Regions from separate parts of the Mus musculus genome. Here region 2 is linked to region 1. The links are chromatin loops, found by intact Hi-C in ENCODE. Cell type or tissue: left cerebral cortex. All regions are shown on one strand. Links, peaks and the distances in the headings refer to the core of each region. The heading gives the core; the rest is flanking DNA. Region 1 holds the start of Aadat (aminoadipate aminotransferase). Region 2 overlaps Clcn3 (chloride channel, voltage-sensitive 3).

What was found. Peaks named below come from ENCODE experiments on the same cell type or tissue, not always from the same donor. Only the 100,000 strongest peaks of a DNase experiment are listed, where the experiment ranks them.
Region 2: it touches region 1 in a loop (2.8-fold over the local background); 1 of 42 quality-filtered maps calls a loop at or near these places.

What each region holds. Positions count from the first base shown.
Region 1 is chr8:60,501,718-60,511,043 of GRCm38, forward strand. It overlaps Aadat (aminoadipate aminotransferase), which reads left to right and starts at 4,407. Exons shown (of 13, transcript NM_011834.2): 1 at 4,407-4,562; 2 at 5,372-5,540. The coding sequence starts at 4,496. In left cerebral cortex, for the core only: CTCF peaks have their summits at 3,994 (motif pointing right) and 4,656; DNase peaks (open chromatin) are centred at 4,048 and 4,419; H3K4me3 peaks cover 798 bases; H3K27ac peaks cover 401 bases.
Region 2 is chr8:60,922,780-60,932,105 of GRCm38, forward strand. It overlaps Clcn3 (chloride channel, voltage-sensitive 3), which reads right to left. Exons shown (of 13, transcript NM_173873.1): 8 at 7,902-7,982; 9 at 6,292-6,837; 10 at 4,453-4,639; 11 at 11-409. Among named protein-coding and RNA genes, the nearest start is that of Hpf1, 37 kb to the left of the region's middle. In left cerebral cortex, for the core only: no CTCF peak of the experiment used is centred there; a DNase peak (open chromatin) is centred at 5,149.

The DNA of each region.
Region 1 (9,326 bases), core at 617-8,616:
AGATTGGACACTACTATGAGTGCCATTTGCACCACATGAAGGAAGCATGAGGGGAGATTTTATTCATACAGGAAGAGGAACAGTCTTACAAACTGCTTGGACACATAAATTAGATAATCTTGGAGACACAAGTAAGCTGATGCCCACTCATGAAATAGCACTGTTTGGTAAAGTTTTGCCTATCTTGACTATTTTCTTCTATATTGGTACAGTCTTAAAGACAACTAAAAAATGTGTACAGGCCGTACAGATGGGAAGCATTTTTGTAGAAAGCCCTGGAAACAGAACTTATAACATATAAGCAAATATGGATTTTCTTTATAACTTCTGGACCCTGGCAAACACAGCTTTGTCTTGATGTCAACACTAATGCTAAATCCCTGACACGCCCCCCCCCCCCAAGACTCCCAGCCCCACTCTGTGTTTGTGACAGGGATTTGAAAGAGGTAAACTAAAGTTAAATGAGATTCTAAGTGTAGGTCTGATTTGATATAACTAGTATCCTTAAGAAAGGAGAAAGAGACACCAGGTATGCAGCTATCCCCCAAAGAAATTGCTATATGAGTGCACAGAGAGAAGAAAGAAATCCACACAGTAAAGAGAATGTTCTCTGAAGAAACCAAGTCAGCCAACACCTTGACCTTGGCCTGACAGCCTCCCTACTATGAGACAATTAATTGTCACTGGGTGAGCTTCCTGGGAGTATTTTACTATGGAATTCCTAGTAGACTCGTTCAGTTGTGTTTAGGGGCTACCCTCCCTATAAATAGGCCCATTTTTTCATCTCACCAGCCAAAACTATCTCAACAACTTGGCCTCAATGTATGCACATTCATACATGTATGAAAATTCACATATGAGAGAAATTCATCTGAACACAATTGTGTTTGCTTATTTTGTTCACTCTGCTTTTCTCTGCTCTGTGGTGCTGAGGACTGAGCCTAGGATTCTGTACATGCCCAGCGAGTACTCTCTCACTGAGCTCTGCCTCTGGTCCTGAACATGGTGTTTAAAAGCATGGCTATCTCTCTGCTTGTGGAATAAGACCCTGGTAAATTAAAAACAAGTTTTTCTTTGTCCTCTTAGTTTTAAGAGAAGGGCTTGGGGATTTAGCTCCATAATAGAGTGAGTGCTTGCCTAGCAAGCATAAGGCCCCGGTTTCAGACTTGAGATCCTGAGGTGTGGGGGAGACAAAATAACAAAAGTTTTAAGAGAATCAGGCTGAGCATGACCTTGTTTGGTTTTAGACTTCAACCATGACAAAGATCATAACAGAATATAAGTTTCCAATCCAGCTGTGAAATCCGTCTACTAAAACTTATCACCCCACCCACCTAACCCCCTGCCCCCACTCCCCACCCCCATCTCCTTTCTTGAGCTTGTATCCATCTTACAAGCAAGACATATTCCTTGTATAAAATCACTCACCTCTTCTGCTCTCTGAGAGCAATGAATTGTTTCCAACGTCCTTTAAAATTCATTGCATTCCTTGGCAGAGAATAAGGACTCAATAAATGTTTGGATAAAGGATCTGGGCCCTTCTGTTCTATCCTCTGGCAATCTTAAACTAAGTCTTAATCTTAAACTAAATCTTAAACTTAATCTTAAACTAAGAGTCACCTATACATTCATCTTGCTTCCTGGAAACAACTGCTCCTGCACCCTTGATGAAGCCAGAGTCCTTCCTCTCTGTCAATAAGTTTTAACTTGTGACTCCAGACTGACTGAATGCCGAGCTCTCCTCCTCTTAAATCTTGACAGCCTGTGGTGGTTTGAGTGTGAAATCTCTCCTGTAATACTCAGTGAGGCTATTAAGGAAAGTCCTAAAACCTTTAGACGAGAAGCCTCTCTGGAGGAAACGGCTCACTAGGGGAAGGCCTTGAGGTCTCAGTGGGGTCCAGGCTTTCATTTAACTTGCTGCTTCCCAACTGTAGAAATCATATGATCACTATTGAATATGCCAGCAAGATTTTGCTGAAAGGACCCTGATATAGCTGTCTCGAGTGAGGCTATGCCAGTGCCTGGCAAATACAGAAGTGGATGCTCACAGTCATCAATAGGATGGAACACAGGGCCCCCAATGGAGGAGCTAGAGAAAGTACCCAAAGAGCTGAAGGGGTCTGCACCCCTATAGGTGGAACAACAATATGAACTAACCAGTACCCCGGAGCTCGTGTCTCTAGCTGCATATGTATCAGAAGATGGCCTAGTCAGCAATCATTGAGAAGAGAGGCCTCTTGATCTTGCAAACTTTATATGCCCCAGTACAGGGGAATGCCAGGGCCAAGAAGTGGGAGTAGGTGGGTAGGGAAGCAGGGCAGGGGGAGGGTATAGGGAACTTTCAGGATAGCATTTGAAATGTAAATAAAGAAAATATCTAATAAAAAATAAAATAAAATAAAAAAGAAAAGAAATCTTGTGATCAGACACTTCAGTCTCCTGCCTCCGAGTTTCTCGGCCAATATGCCCTGAACTGTAATCCAGAGTGGCCCTCTGGTCCTTTAAGTTGCTTCCCCACGGGATTTGGTTACAGCAACAAGGAAGAACGACTAGTATGCAGCCTTTCCCTTGGACTGTGGTTTTGGTCTGTGGTGTATTTCTATAACCACAACCACCAATACCCCCACATCCTTTTACCTTCTCTGATGGGTCACTTTGTTTCCCTACCTGGCCAGAATCACCATTCACCTTATAACCAGGAAGCATCTCAGGTATTTTTCCTGTCTAATTCCAGGAGGTGGCAGTTTAAGTGGGGTTTGTCTCCATAGGCTCTCGTATTTAAACACGTTGTCCCCAGTTGGTAAGACTATTTGGGAAGTTGGGGAGGTGGGGTCTTGTTGGAGGAGGTATATTGCTTGGAGAAAGCTCCTAAGTTTCGAGCACCCACATCTTTCCCAGGGATCTCTCCCTGCCTCTTTCCTGAGAATCCAACTGTAATCTCTCAGCTACAGCTTCAGCGCCATGCCTGCATGACTGCCTGCTGCCATGCTCCCTGCCATGATGGCCAAAGAATCTAACCCAGCAGAACAGTGGACACTGAATCGAATGTTTTCTAAGTTGCCTTGGTCATGGTGTTTTATCAAGACAATATTTAAACTTAACTAAAACACAGAAAAGTCTGCATAGAAAACGCAGCAAGCTTTTTTTTTTTTAAAGAATCTTTATTTCATGATTTGATGGTCTTAGAGTCTATGCCTCGTGCTCTGTCTTCAGAGTGTACGAGTGCAGGAAGAGGCTGGCCTCCAACACTGAGAAGTCAGGCTATCTGTGGCACGTATTATTTTTAGAGTCAGAATGGTTATAACTCCAAAGCCCCTCTTGCCAGCCCGAGGACCATCCTCTTGGATGCAAAGTCCTTGCCTGACACAGCTAGTTTAAGCTACAGTGGTCAAATAAAGCTGACACCTCAAACGTCATGAGATGTCCTGTTCCCAGGGACAAGCTTGAACCCTGAGTTTTCAGCTGTTCTTTATTAATTTTGGAATTCACTCACTATATGGCCCAGGCACCTCAGCTTCCAAAAGTACTCCTTGAGCGATTCATTCACCGCTCCCTCCTTTAAATAACTGTGAACTTAAGACAGTTTCTCTTTGTATGGTCATCAACCAGGTAATTTCATACTCGATAATCGCTTTATCTTCACCATACCCAACACACTTTCAACCGAGCACTTACACAGTGGAAGCTTTGGAACTCAGTGGGAGAAGAGGCTGAGAATCGAGGAGACTGCAGATTTAGTCTTCAAATTTGGGGTTGGGAGTAACTATCCCCACTTACTCTACCGGGCTTCTACTTTGTAAAGTTACCTGAATTCATCTGGGTCCCCTTGAAGATTTGGGGGGTGGGGGTGAGAGAGGGAAGGGAAAGAGAGACAGAAAGGGACAGAGAGATAGAGAGAGACAGGGAGAGACAGAGAGACAGACACCTTGATACTGAGAAACAAGGCTAAGCACCTATTATAATGCCTGCTGCAATGGAATAAAACTACCACCAGAGGGTACTAAAGGACCAGGATCCTGAGATACCATCAGCTTCCAGAGGCTCATTTCAAAGATCTGAAGGGGAGGGTTTGGGGGGCTGGCCAATAGCAAAGCTGTGCTGCGAGGCTCTGAGCAGTTGCGAGACTCTGAGCAGCAAGGTCAAGAATCCACGCTGCGTTTATGTGAATTCGGGCACCGATCCCTGTTGTTATCGTGCATCACAGCAGGGCCTAGCGGTTTTCGTCTCTCCAAGCCCATCCCTGACCAGTGACTTGGGCTGCCTGTGGTCAGCTGCCATAGGCCGGCCGGCGGGGCGGGAGAGGGCACCCGGGTCAGCCACTGCCCCTCTGTGGATGGACTTTGTCCCTTCTGCCTCCTGACCCGGGTCTATTTAGATCTCAGACACCTACCGCAGCCGGTAGGCAGGCAGATTGGGTGGCACTACACAGGGACAGCTAACAGTGCATCCCGAGTGACTGGCTTTCTGAATCCTGCTCCACGCGACCAGCAGAGACATGAATTACTCACGGTTCCTCACTGCAACGAGCCTGGCCAGAAAGCCATCTCCCATCAGAACTACAGGTGAAAAACAAAGCCAGAGCCCTCCCTGCTCTGCAAGAGTGGAGTTTTCTTAGCGGAAGCTCTGCATGGTGCCCTGTTTTGGCGCTCACCGCTAGGGTTTGTGCCCATTCATTCAAGTGTGAAGACAACCTGTGAGCATTAGTGAAGGAGGAGTTATTTAACTTTTGTTCACTAAGAGCTTGGCTTGGAAGGCAAGGCAAGGCAGTGAGTATTTTTGCTGAGGTGTTGGAGATGAGCCAAAGGGCCAAGCATGAGGCACATCTTTCAAGCCAGCTGTAGAGAAAGGCTCTTAAAGGACTGGGGAATGGGACCCAGAGGTGGAGTTGGGACACACACAGGTATTGGGCAACAGGGAAAAAGGCCTTCTGCTGCTGGGGCCCTCTCCATTTTTCTTCGCCATCTGCATTCTTGGATTCCTCCCCCAGTGAGAAAGTCTAGAAAAATTTACTTTGTATTTATTTCAGACTAGCATTCAGTCTTAGCCCAGTATGCTGCTTTGTCAGACTAGAGGAGAGGAGTGGTAATTTAATAAACAGCAAGAATGTTCTGTCGGCTCTGGAGACTGCCATGCCCAACATCAGGTACCCAGTGAGGACAAATCCAAATAAATGATGCTTCTCGCTGCAGCTCGGTCTCTTCTGTAAGAACACTAATTCCATTTCTGACGGCAGAGTTTTTAATGATCTAATCCCATCTTTAATATAGCATATCAAGTACTAGAGTCGAGTATAGGACTTGGTCAGGGACATTAATGTTCAGACCACAGGACGGTGGACACATTTTTTTTCTTCTTTTTGTGTTTATCATAGCGGACATACTGAGCAAAGCACCAAAAACCCTCATCTCCCTGGCTCCTGGATCTCCAAACCCGAGCATGTTCCCCTTTAAGTCAGCTGCCTTCACTGTGGAAAACGGAAGCACCATCCGGTTTGAAGACGACTTGATCAAAAGGGCCCTCCAATACTCTCCAAGCTATGGGTAAGTAAGTGACCAATAGACGGTAGAATTCTATTGGTTCATTTTTAAATGCCATTGATGATGTGACTGAGATCTTTTGTTAATGGGGTGTACAATGACTGGGGAAGTTGGGAGAAGACTTTAAAATATTAAAAGCAAAATCAGTACTAAATGCTTCACACACCCCAGTGATGAGCTTTCAACCTTAAGTGACTGGGAGAGCCAGAGAAACATCTACAAGGAAGTCCCATTTGAGCTGAGTATGATACTGAAAAGAACAGTGGGAAGAGCATCACAGTGGGAAGAAAGGAAATGTATAGAACAGTCCTTGGATGTTCTGCACACACACACACACACACACACACACACACACACACACTTCCTCTCCCCTCTGGATCCACTCCCTTTCTGTCTCTCATTAGAAAAGGACAGGCTTCTAAGAGATAACAACTAAACATGACAAAATAAAATATAAGATGAAGCAAAAACTGTCATATTGAAGTTGAACATGGCAACCCAACAGGAAGGAAACAGCCCCAAGAGCAGGCGAAAGAGTCAGAAACACACTCGTTCTCAGAGTCGGGAATCCCATAAAAATACTAAGCTAACAGCAATAATATAAGCAGAGGACCTGGTACAAACCCAGGTAGGGCCTGTGCTTGCTATTTCAGTCTCTGTTATGTACCTTACTTAATTGATTCAGAGACCCATGTTCTCCTGGTGTCCTCTATCTTCTCTGACTCTTACCTCTTCCTCAAGATTCCCTGAGCCCTGAGGGAAGGGATTTATTTGATGGAGAACTCCAATTTACACTCTATATAGAATGTCTGGCTGTGGGTCTCTGCATCTCTTCCCATCTGCTGCTAGAAAAAGCCTCTCTGGTCGCAGCAATGAGCTATGACTATACCAGAGTATCATTAGGAATCATTTGTTTGTTTGTTTGTTTGTTTGTTTGGGGTTTGGTTTTGGTTTTACCAGTTGTGTTTGATTTTTTTTCCTGGTTTCCCAAGCAGTGCGGGTACAGGCTCCTTCCCATGAAGTGGGCCGGAAGTCAAATCAGACATTGGTTGGCTGCTCCCACAAGCTCTGTGCCACCACTGCCCTACAGATTGTGTCCACCTTTCTCTTTTAGTACTCCTAAGAGTAGCTTCCCATACCGAAGAAACTGGGATGTAGGGATGAAGGCTCCACATAGGCACCAGCTTGACTGCCTTGTTATGTGGGTGTTGTCCTCAGCAATGAGACCCTGCAGAGTCTGCAGAGTTCATCCTTTTTCTCAGTAACAGCCTTAGTTGTTTGAGGATATCCATGGGACCCCCTTGGCCAACAACTCAATGGAATGCAACCCAGTCCTGCCACTGGAAGTCTCGCCTGGCATCAAGTGATAACCTGTCAGAACTCCTTTTCCGCCATTACTAGAAGTCATCATCGTTCCCTCTTCTCTCCTGCAGACTGTTTTTTTTTTTTCTTTTCTTTTTTTTTTTTTTTTACATAACCTCTCCAGATCTATGGAATTTATCTTGTTTATTGATTGTTTAAGTGATATCCACTAATAAGTCAATAGATACCTACATGCCATATATGTCTTCCTGGATCTGGGTTACCTTACTTGACTTATAAGTCAATAGATACCTACATGCCATATATGTCTTCCTGGATCTGGGTTACCTTACTTGACTTATAAGTCAATAGATACCTACATGCCATATATGTCTTCCTGGATCTGGGTTACCTCACTTGACTTTTTTTTTCAAATTCTGTCCATTTACCTGCATATTTTATGATGTCAATATTTTTAACAGTTGAGTAATTCTCTATTGTGTAAATGTGCCACATTTTCTTTATCCATTCTTCTGTTGCAGGACACCTAGGTTGTTCCCAATTTCTGGCTATGATGAATAAAGCCACAAAAAAACATGGTTGAGCAAATGTCCTGTGATAGGTTGGAGCATCTTTTGGGTATATGCCCAAGAGTGATCTAGCTGGGCCTTGAGTTTGATCAATTCCCAATTTTCTGAGGGACTGTATTATTGATTTCCATAGTGGCTCTGATTACTTTATAAAGAATTCTCTGTTTAGATCTGTATTTCCATTTTTAATTGGTTTGTTTTTCTGATATCTATTCAAGAATTCTTTATATACTTTAGATATTAGCCCTCTATCAAATATGGAGACAGTAAAAACTTTTCCTACTCTATAGACTGCCATTTCATCCAATTAATGGTGTCTTTGCTTTTCAGTTTATTAAGTGTTGATCTTAGTGCCTGCACAATCTGTGTTCTGTTCAAGAAGTCTCCTGTGCCAGTGCGTTCAAGGCTCTTCCCCACTTTCATTTCCACCATGCTCAGTGTATCTAGTTTTATGTTGAGGTTTTTTATCTGTTTGGACTTGAGTAACGTACAGAGTGATAGGTTTGCAACTATTTGCACTCTTCTACATGCAGCCATCCAATTTGACCAGAACCATTTGTTGAAAATGCTGTCTTTTTTCCAGTGTATATTTCTGTTTTTTTTTTTTTATCAAAAACCAGGTGATGTGTAGGTATGTAGATTTATGTCTGAGTCTTCAATTCAGTTGATCAAAGTGTCTATTTTTATGCCAATACCACACAGTTTTTATTACTATAGTACAACTTGAAATCAAAGATGGTGATGCCTTTAGCAGTTCTTTTATGTTCAGAATTGGTTTAGCTATCCTGGGTTTTGTTTTCTTTTATTTATTTGTTCATTTGTTTATTTTTATTTTTCCATATGAAGTTGAGAATTCCTTTCAAGGTCTGTGAAGAATTGATTTGTGATAGAATGGCCATTTTTACTGTGTTGACCTACTGATCCATGAACATAGGAGATCTTTCCATCTTGTGAATCTTCTTCAAACTTCTTTTTCAAAACGTGATGTTTTTGTCATACAAACTTTTCCATTTGCTTGGATAGAGTTAAATAAAGATGATTTATATTATTTGAGGCTATTGTAAAAAGTGTTGGTTCTCTGATTTCTTTCTCTCTTCGTTGTTTGTTTATAGAAAGGCTACTGATTTTTTAAAAATTAACCTGGTATCCACCTACTTCTCTGAAAGTGTTTGTCGCTGGACAAGTTTCTTGGAATATTTTTCGATCACTTATCATATCATCTGCAAATAATATTTTGACTTCTTCCTTTCCTATTTGTATCACCTTGCTCTCCTACAGTTTGTCTTACTGCTCTAGCTAAAACTTTAAGTATTGCATTGAACAGTTATGAGTAGAGAGAACAACCTTTTCTTGTCTCTGCTATTGTAGTGGAATTGCATTGAGTTTCTCTCGATTTAACTTGATGTTGTCTATGGGTTTGCTGAAAACTGCCTTTATATGTTGATGTATGCCTCTTGTATCACTAATCTTTCTAGGACTTTTATCATGAAAGAATGCTAGATTTTGTCAAAGGCTTTTCAGCATCTAAGGAGATGATCTTGCAGAGTTTTTTTTTTCTCTTTGTTTATATGATAGACTACATTTATCAATTTATATATGTTAAGCCATTCCTGCATCTCTTGGATGAAGCCTACTTGATCATTGTGAATGATTTTTTGATGTGTTCTTGGATTCAGTTTGCAAGTATTTTCTTTATTTTCATGTCTATGTTCATAAGGGAAGTTGGTACATAATTCTTTCTTTGTTGGATCTTTATGTAATTTGCATATAGGTGTGAGTGTAGCCTCATAAAATGAATTTGACAATATTCTTTCTATATCTATTTTGTGGAATAATTTTAGGAATATTGCACTAACTCTTGTTTAAAAGTCTGGTAGAACAAAATAGAAGTAGAAGG
Region 2 (9,326 bases), core at 918-8,917, 420 kb after region 1:
AAAGCCGTACCTATTGCAATAGTCAGGTCTCTTCTGAGGGCAAATCCCACTAATCTCTGAGATTCTTTTGACATTATAACAGGAAAGCCATTATAGCTGGTTTCATTAATCATGTTTTCTATGTCATCTACTGTCATATTGTCCTGTGTCAAAACAGCTAAGGGAGGGTCACTTCTTCGAGGTCTCATAACATCAGCAGCCAGGGTTGTATGAGTGAATTCTTCTTTTGCATCCAAGAAAGGGTACCCATTTAGTCGGATGTGTGCTTCATAAATACCTTCCCTACCAAAGGCATCACCAACCCATTTACTGGTCATTACTGCAGCCATAAGAGGAACAATATATTCCAAGCCTCCAGTAAGTTCAAAAACAATAACCACCAGAGACACAGTCATTCTTGTCACACCACCTGAAAGAAATGAACACCAGTGGTCAGGAAAGGCAGGACTCTCACCAGGACAAGTTACTAGAGTCGCATACTAGGCAGGTGAACAGGAAATCTAGACAGATCTTGATCAGTGAAAAGCATTATCATTCAAGACGATAACTATTATGCCTAAGATGATCTGGAGAAAAATCAATCTGGCTATACCATGGAAGATGATTATAACACTTGTAAACTTTTTCTAGCATTAAAAAAACAAACAACAAGCTGAGCAAGAAAAGAGACTTTGCCATTTTGATTTACGGCTGAAGCAAAGAAAAATTTCACTATTATAAAAGTTTACTATAACTTCTTAAATACAAATAAGCACATTACAGCTTTCTTGCTTGCTACCAGTTTAGAAATTGCGTGTGTATGTATATGTAGAATATTAAATAAAATTCCTTATGTCGTTTCAAAACGTGTGAAATATTTTGAAGCCTTGTGATTTATTAACAGTGTAAGTGATAACGTTAGGTATAAAATTCATTTGATCTGGGTAGGGTTTTACGTAGCTTGGACAAGGATCTGGGTTTGAGTCTAACATCCCAAGAAGGAGGTGGAGGAGGAGGGCCGGGAAGTCTCCTGCTTTCCTCAGATGAGCATTCTTGGCTGTCATCTCTCTGCCTGTACTGTCCTAGTCCCTCTGCTCCTCCCTGGCCTCTGCTATACTCCTGTCCTGCACACCACACCTGACTACTTGTTCTGTCAACTACAGACTTTGAAGTAGCTACCAAAGAAAACAACACACGCATGAAATCCACATTTCTCTTCTTTACCAAGGAAGGGCCATTCTCTGATCCCAAATTCTTGCACACGCTCTTCCTCTCAATCTAGGTGATTCTTTTTGAAACCTAAAGTTTTATTCCAATATCTCAACTGTTCACCTCTACAGATTTGAATTCTTCTCTAAGATACTTGAGTCCTTTTCTCAGGATTCTCATTGTTACTAAACTAGCCCAGGACCCAAATTATTCTTTCATTAAAAAAAAAAAGTATGCTCCTTTTAAAATCTTTTTTGAGATATATTTTATTATGTGTAACTGTTTGCCTGAGTATTACATCTGAGCACCTGAAGGCTAGAAGAGGATTTCTGATATTCGGGACCTGGACTTACCAACAGTTATGGACCACCATGTGAGGTGTTGTGACTCAAACCTAGGTCTTCGGAAGAGCAGCCCATGCTCCTGACTGATGAGCCATCTCTCAGTCCTCGTGCTCTCATTCTCATAGCACTTTATCTTACCTCCTTGACTCTCAGACCCCATTACTTTCAACCTACTTCACAAGCCATTTACTACAACTAAGAACTACTTTGTGTTTTTAAAGACAGGGTCTTACTATGCAGCCCAGGCTGGCCTCCATTTCTGCTGGGATTACGGGCACGCACAGACACAGTGGCTTAAGTGTCATTTCCACTGTGTTGCTCTTCTGGTCAGAAGGCCTAACAACTTGGCCAGTGAGATGCATTGGCAAGCAAAGCAGTTGCTGACAAACATGATGTTCTGAGCTCAACCCCCATTTCCCACATGGAAGTAGAGAACTGATTTTCATAAACTGTCCACTAACCTCCATATGCAAGTATAACAATATTCTGAAACACACCACCAAAATAAACCCATAGCTGTAACTTAGGGAGCTCACAGTGCTGGTTAGTTCAGTAAGCCTTTCAGTTTCTTAATCTAAAAAATCAAGGACGGCCACACATCATGTACATACTACTCTATGTCAGCATGTCCTTGCCAGTTTATAAAGGCTTTTTCTTGAATTAAACTAAGAACTTATTGTACAGGACTCATGACCACATCCTTATGTGCATGCTACCTCCCACAATTCTCCCGACAACCAAGGGACACGCTGGCATTTCCATTTTACAGATGAGAAAAGTAAATATCAAAGAACCAAAGGAACTTTTCCAAAGTCATCAAGCTAAAAATGGAAAACCAAGGCTCTGCAACAAATTGGAACAATTTCAAATACAAATTCATCCCGATGCAACCTCAGATACTAATTTTTATAATCTACTTCTTACCAATTCAATGTGTTTCCCAGGATATTCAAAATGTACTATATAATACATTTCTTCAAATTATGAATTCCAAATATATTTTCATACAAATTTATCTTTGCATTAGAATCTTCCCATAACCAGAGTACCCTGGGAAAGCCTCAAAGAGTAATAACTATGGCTCTGAATTACTCCGAGGACTTATGTAGGTCTGTGAGAAGGAGCTATGTGACAAAAGTAAAGAAGACAGTGTGTGTGTGTGTGTGTGTGTGTGTGTGTGTGTGTGTGTGTGTGTGTGTGTGTGTTGCACATGTGCATGCATGTGGGTGCACGGCAGTGCTAGAGGACACCTGCTGCTTTCCTCTACTACTCTGCCTGATTCCTTTAACAAAGGCTCTCCCACTGGAAAGCTCCCTAGCCAGTGAGCTCCTAGAACCCACCTGTGCCCACCCTCCAATGGCGGGGTCACAGCAATGCAGTCAGGCCTGGCTTTGGGGATTGGCCCTGGGGATCAGAATGAGGTCCTCACGCTTGCATGCCAAGAGCTCTTGCTCACTGAACCACCCCCAGCCCTCTATTACATGTTCTATCTTAGCATACCCCAAAACCCTGTGATTCTTCAAAGTACAGCTTTAAAAATGAGTATGACTTTAACTCATTCATGTTTAAACATATTATGAATTGAGAACCAGACAAATCTGTCTGATGGAAAATGACCCTAAAGTTAATTGCTTGAAGAATCAGATTTCAAAGACTGGTGGATTTTGACATTGTCATCAGTAAGCTCATAATTCTAGTGGAACGAAGGCATACCCAAATAAAAGAACTGTGGATTGATAGTCTTTAAAGAGGGCTGCCTCAAAGATAAATCTTGACCAAAGCTTTGGAAGTATGAAGGTGATATGTATAAATGTATAACTTCTCAGTTAAAAATTACCTTTAAACAGCCAGGCGATCGTAGCACGCGCCTTGGGAGCACTCGGGAGGCAGAGGCAGGAGGATTTCTGAGTTCGAGGCCAGCCTGGTCTACAAAGTCAGTTCCAGGACAGCCAGAGCTACACAGAGAAACCCTGTCTCGAAAAACCCAATTACCTTGAAGACAATCCAATCCCCACTGTGCCCTTCCTGGAACAGTTGAGCTCTTAGTCCCTCTAACTTCTGCCCTGCACTCTGTGAGCCCAGGCAGTACACACTGCTGTTTTCTTGCTGCTGGGCTCTTCCCAGAGGCAGCCCACACTTCCTCAGTCTTCTCTCGCCTCTCTCTCACTTTACCTGCTAAAGAGAATGTGGAGGCGAAATACTTGCTACTTTGTTGAAAATGATTTCTAATTTCATTTGATATTACCCTTCTGCAGATTCTGAGTCGCTGAGCAAAATCGAAGTCAAAGTACCAACTGTTAGTCAATATTATACCAAAATTTGGTGGAAAATTTAAATATAAAACCAAATAATTTTTCAGCCAAAGAGAACAATGAACAGATTCTTACAGATTTAAAACTATTATTTTGCTTTTATGTCACTAAAATGAATAGTTACCATTTCTTTTATACAAATGTAACTTAGACGCTAAAGAGTTGATATGATAAATCTTTATTAAGGCTGATAAGTTATTATAGAGCTTAATGTGAGGCTATTCTGAAGCTTCATTATAACTCTGACTTTAGGAACATGGCTATCAATTGTTACACATAGACTAAGATCTCTATCAGTGAAAAACCAAGATTCTTTGAATAGGATTCAGATTAAGGCTATGTTGTACCAAGATGGTTTCTGTCATAAAGCATTATGTGATATTATAAATATGGTAGCTATTATTACATTTTTACAGTAAACAAATGTTCTTAGACAAAACAAAATCCAGTACTACACAAGACTATTAGCGCTTCATTTCTTTTAAACGATTCCTTCCTTCTACCTCGCATCATCTTCTTCCTAGCCACAAGAGTCTAGTCTACTACTGGCTCTTTTTTCTCAGATTGCCAACAGCCAAAAACCAAGCAAACAGAATCGATCCTATTACCTAAGCACGCAGCAGCCCCAACCATGGCATACAGCCCGGGAGTGATGCAGTCAGCCCCAACCTCACACCACTCCTTGAAGATAAACCAGTCGTGGTGATAGTAGGCAAGCTGCTCCACAGCGATCCCCACAATTCTCCCTGCAATGGCTCCAATGGCCATGCTGGGGATAAACAAGCCTGACGGGACCTGTGACAGCAAGGAAAGAACTTTTAATGAGGTAACAGTTCTCTAATCACGTGACTGAAAACTAGATCCTATGAATTTTTTTTTCTAACAATAGGCTCCATTCGTATCTTAATGAAACGCTAAAGTCCTTACACAGAGTAAACTACCACAAAATCCTGTTATATCAAATAGTTTGTTAGTAATTCTTAGATTTCAGTAACAAAGGAATAAAGCAGCTTCTCTAAGTCAAAGAGAAATAGCTCAAAATTTATCATCCTTTATCCTAAAACATCCTTAGTCTCTAACAAAGTTTTCAGTAGTCCACAGTAAAATGGAAGGGGGTAGGGGAGAAAGACAGGTATTTCCCATAAAACCAAATTTGTTCCATCTGAAGCAGTAAGCTCCCAAGATTGTCCCTCCGTTTTACTTTCACAAATGGTAGAAACAGCAGATGTTACTTCTCCTAAAGAGCTACAGCATATGTCAGGTGATGTTTCCAGAATTCCCAATATTCTAAATGGAATATACATGTGAATCAACTAAAAAAGAAAAATCTTTATTGGAAGAGATTCTTAAAAAATAAGGACAGAACAAATTGGCATGTTCTGGGACAGTTAAAGGGATATACAACACAAAGGATTAAAATACACTTCACAATCTTCAGCTATAATCCTTCAGCCAGAGACCAGGACTTAACAAGGGCCTGCCACCTGCCTCCAGCTTCTTCAGTGTTGGCCAACTACAGCCAATGAGACTCTTTGGCGTAATTCTACTGTTAACATAGGCAGTTATTGGGGAAAACAACCCTTAGACGGGACAACTCTAAGGCCTCTTTAACTCTGGTAGGAAAAATAAGAGTAAAACTAAGATTTTTTTTCTGTTTTTTTTTTTTTTTTAAGTTTGATATTCAATGCACTAAAAAAGGCAAAATAAAAGCAATCTTAAAACTATCAACCTTCTAACCTCACAGAAATAAAGCTGTTGCACTCGCTACATGAGCTCAGTCTGTGAAAGTATGCCATCGCTTATAATCATCAACTCCAAAGGAACTACAGGTGGCATGACTGACTTTGTGATTGATTCTGCTTCTCTATGTGGGTATTCCTAAGAAAGCTGTAGTTAGTGAGTCCAAGAGAAGCAATGTTCCAGGGCTCACAGCTCTAAGGCCCTGATGGATTGAGTCCTATTAGAGATCTAGCAACTTGATTCTGAGACCACAGTGCCAATTTAAGCTAACATACTACAGTGGTACAGAGAAGGTAGTATAATGGTTTCTCCTGGATTGTTAGCCAGCTAACTTTTAAAACAAGAGATTATCCTGTATTATCTGGGTGGATTAAAAGTAATCCTAGAGTTTTTTTTTTTCATTCGAAAGTGGGATTTCTAAGAATTAAACAAGAGAAAGATCTGGCCAACCAGGACTGGCTTTGAGTTGCAAGAAAGGGAACATAAGCAAAGGAAGGGATGCAGCCTCTCGAATCTAGAAAGTTCAGAAAAATAGACTCTGTCCCACAGACTCCAGAAGTTACTAGAAACCTCTTGATATCAGACCAATAAGTCCTTTTCAGATTCTGGTCTCAGAAGTGCAATCATTTGGATGAAATTTCATTTCTTATTACACATAAGGTCTTGGAGATATCATTATTCCAGTATCATCTCACATGAGCACTTACCTTGATACCAAAAGTGAATACTGTCATTATTATTTTAAATATGAGCGCTAGGCACAACTGCCAGATAGCTGAATATACTCCAACGCCTGCTGGACGGTCAGGAATATCGTCAACAATTTTACTGGCATTCATGTCATTTCTGTAGTCACAGAGAGAGGAGGATTCCAACGGCCCACAATCTGTAAACAGCTCTTTAATCAGTTCACTGGTGTTGAGCCTTGTGTATGGGTTGGGGAAGGCTATCACAGCAGTAATGGCTGCAACAATAATGACTTCGAGAACAGGATACTTTCCAAATTTGGTGGACTTGCGTCGACGACACCAGGCAATATTTGCCCTAATAAAAAAAGCTCCCCAAAGCCCTCCAAATACCCCTAGGAGAATAAAAGGAAACAGTTCAAAAAGGTACCATGGTGTATGATACTCCACATAAAAGAGGACCAGACGGCTGTTACCAAATGGATTGATGGATCTCAAAACAAATGCTGCCACCAAAGCAGCAAAAAATGATCTCCATAAAGTTTTGAGAGGAAAATAATAGCTAACCTAAAAACAGAAAAGAAAAATTAGTGCTATCACCTATTTCAGAGTAACTATAACTTGAGTAAATATAAAATTTACCTTAAGTAACTCAAGCTTCGTTGCAGTTTGAATTTATGTGATTTGTCCTAATTAAAAAGGGATGCTTTGACTATCATAACTACAAATTCACAATAACTGATAATGAATGTCTAATAATCATCTAGACTACCAAGAACTGTTTAGTTTTCCAAGAGTTTCATATCTAATACAATTATGTTAGCTATAAATATCTCTATAGTAACTCTTGTTAACTATTAAAGATGGAGCTCACTTGTCTCTTCTATAAAAAAATACAGATTCCATGAAGCAATGAAATTATCTCCTTAGACATCAGTAACTGTTTAAGAAATAATCATACAAAAAGAGAAAAGAAACAATCATACAAACTTCAAACACGCAAATCATAAAACTTTATTAAAACTCAGCTTACAGACTGATTTAAAATAGTAAAAATAAAAACGCAGCTGTAATTGAGCCAGCAGATAGATAGATAGATAGGTTTCAGAGGCTTCCACTGAGTGAAATTCACATTTTGCCAGTTTTAAATATGTGAAATTCAGCTAGAAACAATTACCACTATCTAAACATGAGCAAAAGGTTTAAAGCAGAAGGCAGGAGGAGAAGTGGGTCAGCAATAAAGTGCAGATACTGCTCCTATAGAAAATTCAAGCTTGGCACCCAGCACCTCCACCCAGAGGCTCACAACAGCCTGCAACTGCAGCTCCAGGGGATGTGATGCCCTCCTCTGACTTCTGTGGTCACTTGCAACTCACCCGCATATAACTCAAACACATATCCATACACAGAATTAAAAACAAATCTTAACAAAAATAAAACATTAATAAAAATTAAGTAATAAAAAATAAAACAATTTTCTGAAGTTAGCAGTTTTGTATAAAACATTTTTTATGGAGAACTACTTTGAAACTGTATACAAAATAAAGTTAAAATCGTAAGTTCTATTACACTAGCAATAAAAATAAAGTGTGCACCAAGATACAGTTTTAATGCGATTCTTTTTTACGTACCTCCTCCAAGCTAAAAAGAACTCCTCCGATCGGTGCACCAAAAGCCACAGAAACCCCAGCAGCTGAGGCGGCTGACAGCACCTAGGGAGAGGATGCAGTTTGTTTCTAAAGTTCCCTTACCAATCAAACAACCAAACAAGCTTTTGTATTCCATGCTATCCCAGGGCCATTTCAGACCTTAACCTACATGTCCCCCTTGCAAAGCAAGGAAGGCAAGTACTCATTTCTCTAAAGAGTTATTTTTTCTTTTCTGCTTTAATTTAAAACTCATTTGCACTTTTTCTATACTGTCAAAACATTAATGCCAAACATACAATGAGTGTACTATAAAGAGAAAACAATGAATACAGGCAACCTTCAATACTTAATGTTGGTACAAAGAGGGGAGAGAGAGGAAACTGTGGAATGGGGGTACACGTTTACTTATTTTTAAGTAGGACATCATTTCTCCAGATTTTGGAGCTAACTGCTTCACTCATTACTCTAACCCTTATGAAAGACGCTGCAGTCCATTAAACAGTTTCTATTATAACTCCCCTAAACCCTCTGAAGTATAGTCTAAAAGTACAAACAACAGCCCCTTTGAGTCACTAACTACGTGGTAAAGACAGTTTCAAGGAAGAACAAACTCCACACACTCTTGCAGCACTCCTGGGCAGCTGTCTGTGCCCTGATCACTGCTGCCTTCCCACCTGGAAAGTGATTGGATTATTATTAAGACTCTACTCCTTTCACTACTGTGATCCCGTGAATATCTGAGGGTACTCTAATCACTTCCTCAAATCATCTCATTTTACAAATTTTCTGGAAGAAAAGATAGAGGAGATAAGAATCAAGTTGTAATGCGCATAAATTGTTTGAAGCTGCAGGCAGAAGTCCTGCCTCTGCCATACACTGGCTGTGTGACCATAGTAAGTACCTCAGTCCCCCGTGTCTCCCTGTTCTTGTCTAAGACGATCATGATGTTACTTAGTGAACATATATGAAGCACTCAGAATACCATCTAGAATCCCATAATACAGGATTTGGATATGTCTTTTTGCTTAGCATACCTAAATACACACACACACACACACACACACACACACACACACACACACACACACAGAGAGAGAGAGAGAGACAGGCAGACAGACAGACAGACAGACATAATTATAGCAATAGCACAGTAGTTAAAAGCATAACTTTTGGAATCAGAAAAAATTTAAATCCATATTCTGCTATAACTTGTATGCTATCTAAAGCACGTCTGCTGGCGTTTTAAGTCCTAGTTTCCTAACTTCTAACTGATGGTGGTAGTGCCACAGTAGGATTACTATGGAATCAATTTTACAACGTAAGCAGATACTTCCAGAGTACCAGAAACATAGCAAAGTATATCTTTTGAATTTTCATCAAGGACGAAACTAATATACTTTTAAATGT